Linked DNA regions of Homo sapiens: region 1 is linked to region 2. A link is an interaction called in ENCODE POLR2A ChIA-PET data of the cell type or tissue named here. Cell type or tissue: A673. All regions are shown on one strand. Links, peaks and the distances in the headings refer to the core of each region. The heading gives the core; the rest is flanking DNA. Region 1 overlaps GDPD4 (glycerophosphodiester phosphodiesterase domain containing 4). Region 2 overlaps RSF1 (remodeling and spacing factor 1).

Region 1 (2,922 bases), core at 295-2,794, 430 kb before region 2:
TTATGTATCTCTAACCTGTTATCTCCCTCCCTCTGTCCCTCCCCAAGGAAGACTTTGTCTCTAAAGCATTTAGAATCATATAAAAAATTAACCTTAAATCTAAGACAAAGGGGATATGGATTAAATTAAGCATGTTTAATAATAGTTAAGTTTGGAAAAGTTATTTTATTCCCAGGTGCTTTTAATTCTGAAAATTTGTCTCTAATTGTATATTTATAAATACAGTGGTTAATAATTTTAGTTTCTTCTCATGCTCAGCTATTTTTACATTTTTTAAATAATAGTTTTGTTATATTCTTAATTATCCGTTCCAGAAATATGGCTATCTGGATCACAAAGCCATTTACAAGGTACTGCCATCCATCTGGTAATGGTAGGAGGAAATAAACGTTTTGAGTTCTGACTTTTCAACGTCCACCTTTTATATAAGAACAGAAATGCCAAGCATACAAAAAAGTGTACTGAATGGTGAAAGATTAGAGTACACAGCAGAGGCTAAAGTCTATGTTCCAGGGACACAGTCAACACTTGATAAATGTTTGTTGGCACAGGGAGGGAGGGAGGGAGGGAGGGAGGAAGGGGTAGGAAAAAGAAAGGAGATTCAAAGGAGATAACCACACACAGAAATTCCGAGATGGAAAGGGGAAGTTAAGAAGTTTAATTAGAATGTGTATTTTGTGTAAGTAAGGCAATATGTGCCAAGAGAGGTGTGGTCAAACACTTACCTTAACCCATTAGGGAACAACTTCTTGTAGTCAACATTTATTATACTGATATTGTTTTTAGCAAGGGTTTCAATGGATACTAAACGGCCCACATGCTGAAAACCAGGAGCCACGGACCTGACGTATTGCCTATCATGAGCTGGCAACCAAAAAATCTCTAAGGAGAAACAAGAAGTCCCTCAGTAGATAATCAGCTATCCAGGTACGAACAGCCCCATAGAGAATGGAGGGAGCTCCATTCCAGCACAGGTAGTATTCTACAGAGAGTAGAGAGAGAGAGTCTAGTCCTTGGTGAAAGAGTCAACATGGGCTAGTATTTTCTTTGTTTTGTTTTGTTTTTGAGATGGAGTCTCGCTCTGTCGCCCAGGCTGGAGTGCAGTGGCACAATCTTGGCTCACTGTAAGCTCCGCCACCCGGGTTCATACCATTCTCCTGCCTCAGCCTCCCAAGTAGCTGGGACTACAGGCGCCCGCTACCACACCCGGCTAATTTTTTGTATTTTTATTGTATTTTGTATTTTTAGTAGAGATGGTGTTCCACCGTATTAGCCAGGATGGTCTCGATCTCCTGACCTCATGATCCGCCCGCCTCGGCCTCCCAAGTGCTGGGATTACAGGCGTGAGCCACCGCGCCCAGCCCTGGGCTAGTATCTTCTAATGAACTCTTATAATGGGGCTTTCACTAGGGCTACTCTGGAGCTGAGTTTTCTCATGACCTCTCCATTTACCAGTTAACATCAAGTGTCAAGGGCCTACTGTGTACACAAAGACTCATACAAGCAAAGTAGATTAGTTGATAGATATGGGTGAATAGTGAGAATCAAAAACATCTTTCTGGTTAATGATGTTAAAAATCATCTTTGAGGCTGGGTGTGGTGGCTCATGCCTGTATTCTTAGCACTTTGGAAGGCCGAGGCAAGAGGATCCCTTGAGCCCAAGAGTTTGAGACAGGCCTGGGCAACATAGGGAGGCCCTGCTTCTATTTTATTTAAAAAAAATCATCTTTGAGAGGAGTCATTTCCTGCCAACAGAGATGCTATTATGACTCATCTATGAAATACTTCCATTTGTAAAAAGACTTATAATTGTTTCACTCACAGCACTCCCATATTCTGAGAATTTATGGGATTTGGAACAACTGACTGCCCAAATGCAGAGTTGCTTCTGAAAAACATTACGAGCAAATCTCTGCTCAAATAAGAACCAGCTCTCCTTTCTATATCATTCATCATGCCAAGTCTTCAAAGCCTTAATGTTACCCAGGCTCTTTCTAATGGATCTATGTTGGTGTGGTGCAGGTCACATTAGATAGTTATTACACATATTCCTCTTTAACAGGGTGCTGACATTTCATTTGGTTTGGAATAGCAAACAGCCTCAATGATTTTCCCCACTGAGATAAATTTAACTGGGTCATTCCTAGATTACCACATGTAGCTGTATAAGTAACAATCTTCATTTCCATAGGAAGTAAAATTACTTAAGGATCCCAGGGTAGATGTACAAGGTAGGTCAAGTTCAACTACTGTGCTCCTAGGACATGCTACCCACCTCCCAACCTATGTCATAAATACTGAGATAGACTTACCAGATGTTGCTCGATTTTAGAGGCAAGGATCACGCTTACTACTTGGCGGACAAATGTGTGTCTGAGAGGATGTTTTGGTGGAGGGCGATGAAGATCAAATATCACAAATTTTCTTTCCTTCTCTGCAAGTGTCAATAAATCAGCTAGTGTTGGAATTGACTGATTTCTTGCTCTTTCTTTATCTGCCTCTGATAGAGGTTTCATATTGTAAAATGGCCTGAGCTAGAAACAAATACATCAAAAAATACATAAAAGCACTTTCCAGTTCTCCTACTATGTAGCCACACATCCAGCTCTACCTCAGTTGCTCCATTATCATTCAATCCATCAGGCCCTCTGAAGTACTAATCCTAGAAAACAGGTGACAAGGAGAGAAATAAAATGTAATCATCATCAATAATTACAGTGTTTGGAATGGTCTCTTCTATATCCTACAACCTGTTGTATTTGCACTGAAGGTCATGTTCTTATCCTGACCTTCCTTTCCAGCCTTCTCTCCCATAAGTCAAGATAATACATCCCTTTTCAGTCACGCTGGCTTCCTACATGGGCTCCCGCTATTCTAGTTTTGTGTAATAGGAAGAACACATGCTTTGGCTTCAACTGAATT
Region 2 (2,922 bases), core at 114-2,613:
GCCAAGGTAGGGGGGATCACTTGAGGCCAGGAGTTTAAGGTCAGCCAGGGCAACACTGCAAGATCTCATCTCTATAAAATAAATTTAAAAATTAGCAGTGTGGTGGCTTATGCCACTTCTAGCCACTTGGGAGGCTGAGGCAGGTGGACTGCTTGAGCACAGCAGATTGAGGCTATGGTGAGCTGTGATTGTGCCACTGCACGCCAGCCAGGGTGAGACCCTGTCTCAAAAACAAAAACAAAAACCTTGCTTTTTTATTTATGTAAGCAGGTGGGCTCTCGTTTGCTGACTGGCCCCCACTGACTTCTTTGCTTCATCTCATTATGTCTGCCTTCACTCATTCTGCTCCAACAACCCTGCACTCCCTTCTGTTTGCTGAACATGACAAGCACAAACATACCTCAAGGCCTTCATATTTATTGTTCCATCTGCCTGTATCATTCTTCTTTTAGATAAGTGCATGACTCACACACAACATTTCTTTCAGGTCTTCACTCAAATGTTTTCTTAGTGAGGATTTCCTTAGTATATTATCTGAAATTCAACTACTTTCCCAACCCCCTTTTCTCCTTTATTTTTTTCCAAAGCACTCATTTCTAATATATCATATATTCTACTTATCTATCTTGTTTATTGTCACCTTCTTCCCAACTAAAATAAGAGTTTCATAAGAGCTATTTTGTTTGCTGTTATATTCCAGTGCTTGGAATAGGGCCTAGCTTAATAAATATTCATATTTAATGGCTTAACTAATGCAATTTATGTTTGTTTCTGTGACACATGAAGGTAAGTACACATTCGAAAAAGATGTTCACTTCCCTTCTTTAGCATCCCACATCCAAACATTTTTTTTCCCTTTCTCTTTTGTCTTGGGCTCAAACTTAAATTCATGTTTAATCTATGAAAGCAAAACAATCTTCAAAACAGGCCATAAAGCCGGGCGCGGTGGCTCACGCCTGTAATCCCAGCACTTTGGGAGGCCAAGGTGGGCGGATAACCTGAGGTCAGGAGTTCGAGACTAGCTTGGCCAACATGGTGAAACCCCATCTCTACTAAAAATACAAAAATTAGCCAGGCTTGGTGGCACATGCCTAAAATCCTAGCTATTGGGAGGCTGAGCCAGGAGAATCGTTTGAACTTGGGAGGCGGAGGTTGCAGTGAGCCAAGATCACACCACTGCACTCCAGCCTGGGTGACAGAGTAAGACTCTGTCACCAAAAAAAAAAAAAAAAAAAAAAAAAAAAAAAAATATATATATATATATATATATATATATATATATATATATTTATATGTATATATGTGTGTATATATATATACACTATATATATATAATTTAAGTAAAACAAAAAAGACTAAATGGATGTAAGAAATTCATATTTTAGAGCTTGTCTTGTACTACTGGTAGGGGGCACAGTTATAGCTATTAGGAAATAATGATTTCGGTTTCCAACTGAAATCATAGTCAAGGTGAAAGAGACAGTAGGCACTTTTATTTGAAACCTTTTAGCTATTAAGGACATAAGAGGTTATTTCAAAATGAGGGCCATGAATAAGGGAGTAAGAAAAAGAAGTAGAATAATCTTGATCAGATCACAATTTTCTGAGACTTTTCTAGTTTCAATGAAAATTTAAATTACAATGGAGATCTTAAAAATTAGCCTCTTATCGAGTATCTTTTATTTAAACTATGGTAGGCACAAGATTATAGGTTTTATCTCAAAGATACTACTGGTTATATGGATTTTTTTTTTTTTTTTTTGAGACACAGTCTTGCTCTGTCACCCAGGGTGGAGTGCAGTGGCACAACCTTGGCTCACTGCAATCTCCGCCTCCCAGGTTCAAGCAATTCTCCTGCCTCAACCTCCTGAGTAGCTAAGATTACAGGCGCGTATCACCACACAGGCTAATTTTTTTATTTTTAGTAGAGACAAGGTCTCACCATGTTGGACAGGCTGGTCTTGAACTCCTGGCCTCAAGTGATCTGCATGCCCTGGCCTCCCAAACTGCCGGGATTACAGGCGTGAGCCACCATGCCTGGCCTGGTTATATGAGTTTCAAAGAATGGTACAGAATCACAATCCTGAGTTCACTTTATAATGTCTATTTTGCCCTGTCCAAACTTCTATATATAGGAGACCTATGCCTTACCTTCACTCTCTGAGCTGGAAAGTCTTCGCTTGTGTACTCGCCTTATTTCTTTACCACGTCGCAAACTCTTCTGGGAACCGTCACTTTCTGAGTCTTCTTTGTAGTTAATTTGTCTTTTCTGATTTCTCCTTGACCGCCTTCGCCGAGTTTCTACAAAATCATCACTAAAATCATCACTGAAGTCACTTTCTATTTTAAAAAAAGGAAGAACAAAGTACAAAATTTAAGTCTATTTAGAAATGTAGCTTAGGTTATAAAAATGAAAAGCTACCAAGCAGAGTTCAGTCATAAATATTTTTAAGTGAACAGTAACTTTTATGAGTCTCATTTTATTTGAGAGAGTATCTCACTATCACACAGGCTGGAGTGCAGTGGCATGAACATGACTCACTACAGCCTCAACCTCCTGGGCTCAAGAGATCCTTTGGCCTCAGCTGCCCCAGTAGCTAAAGCTAGGATCACAGGCATATGCACTACCACTCCTGGCTACCTACCAAAGTGTTGAGATTACCACATGCCTGGCCTTTAAGTCTCCCTTAAAAAAAAAAAAAATGACTCAATCTGTGCAGGTTTTTAATGCCAAACCTCACAATATATACTCTTAGCGGTGAATCCTCAAGATTAGAAAATGTTTTATCCTTTTTAGTTTGTTTGTTTTTGAGACAGAGTCTCACTATGTCGCCCAGGCTGGAGTGCAGTGGCATGATCTTGGCTCACTGCAAACTCCACTTCCCGGGTTCAAGCAATTCCCCTGCCTCAGCCTTCCGAGTA

What was found. Peaks named below come from ENCODE experiments on the same cell type or tissue, not always from the same donor. Only the 100,000 strongest peaks of a DNase experiment are listed, where the experiment ranks them.
Region 1: POLR2A ChIA-PET joins it to region 2 with 8 read pairs; 2 of 35 experiments call an interaction of 5 or more read pairs at or near these places.

What each region holds. Positions count from the first base shown.
Region 1 is chr11:77,242,969-77,245,890 of GRCh38, forward strand. GDPD4 (glycerophosphodiester phosphodiesterase domain containing 4) reads right to left here. Exons shown (of 17, transcript NM_182833.3): 12 at 2,313-2,534; 13 at 726-880. Among named protein-coding and RNA genes, the nearest start is that of GDPD4, 57 kb to the right of the region's middle. In A673, for the core only: no CTCF peak of the experiment used is centred there; a DNase peak (open chromatin) is centred at 1,793.
Region 2 is chr11:77,669,891-77,672,812 of GRCh38, forward strand. It overlaps RSF1 (remodeling and spacing factor 1), which reads right to left. Exons shown (of 16, transcript NM_016578.4): 15 at 2,152-2,340. Among named protein-coding and RNA genes, the nearest start is that of CLNS1A, 34 kb to the left of the region's middle. In A673, for the core only: no CTCF peak of the experiment used is centred there; no DNase peak of the experiment used is centred there.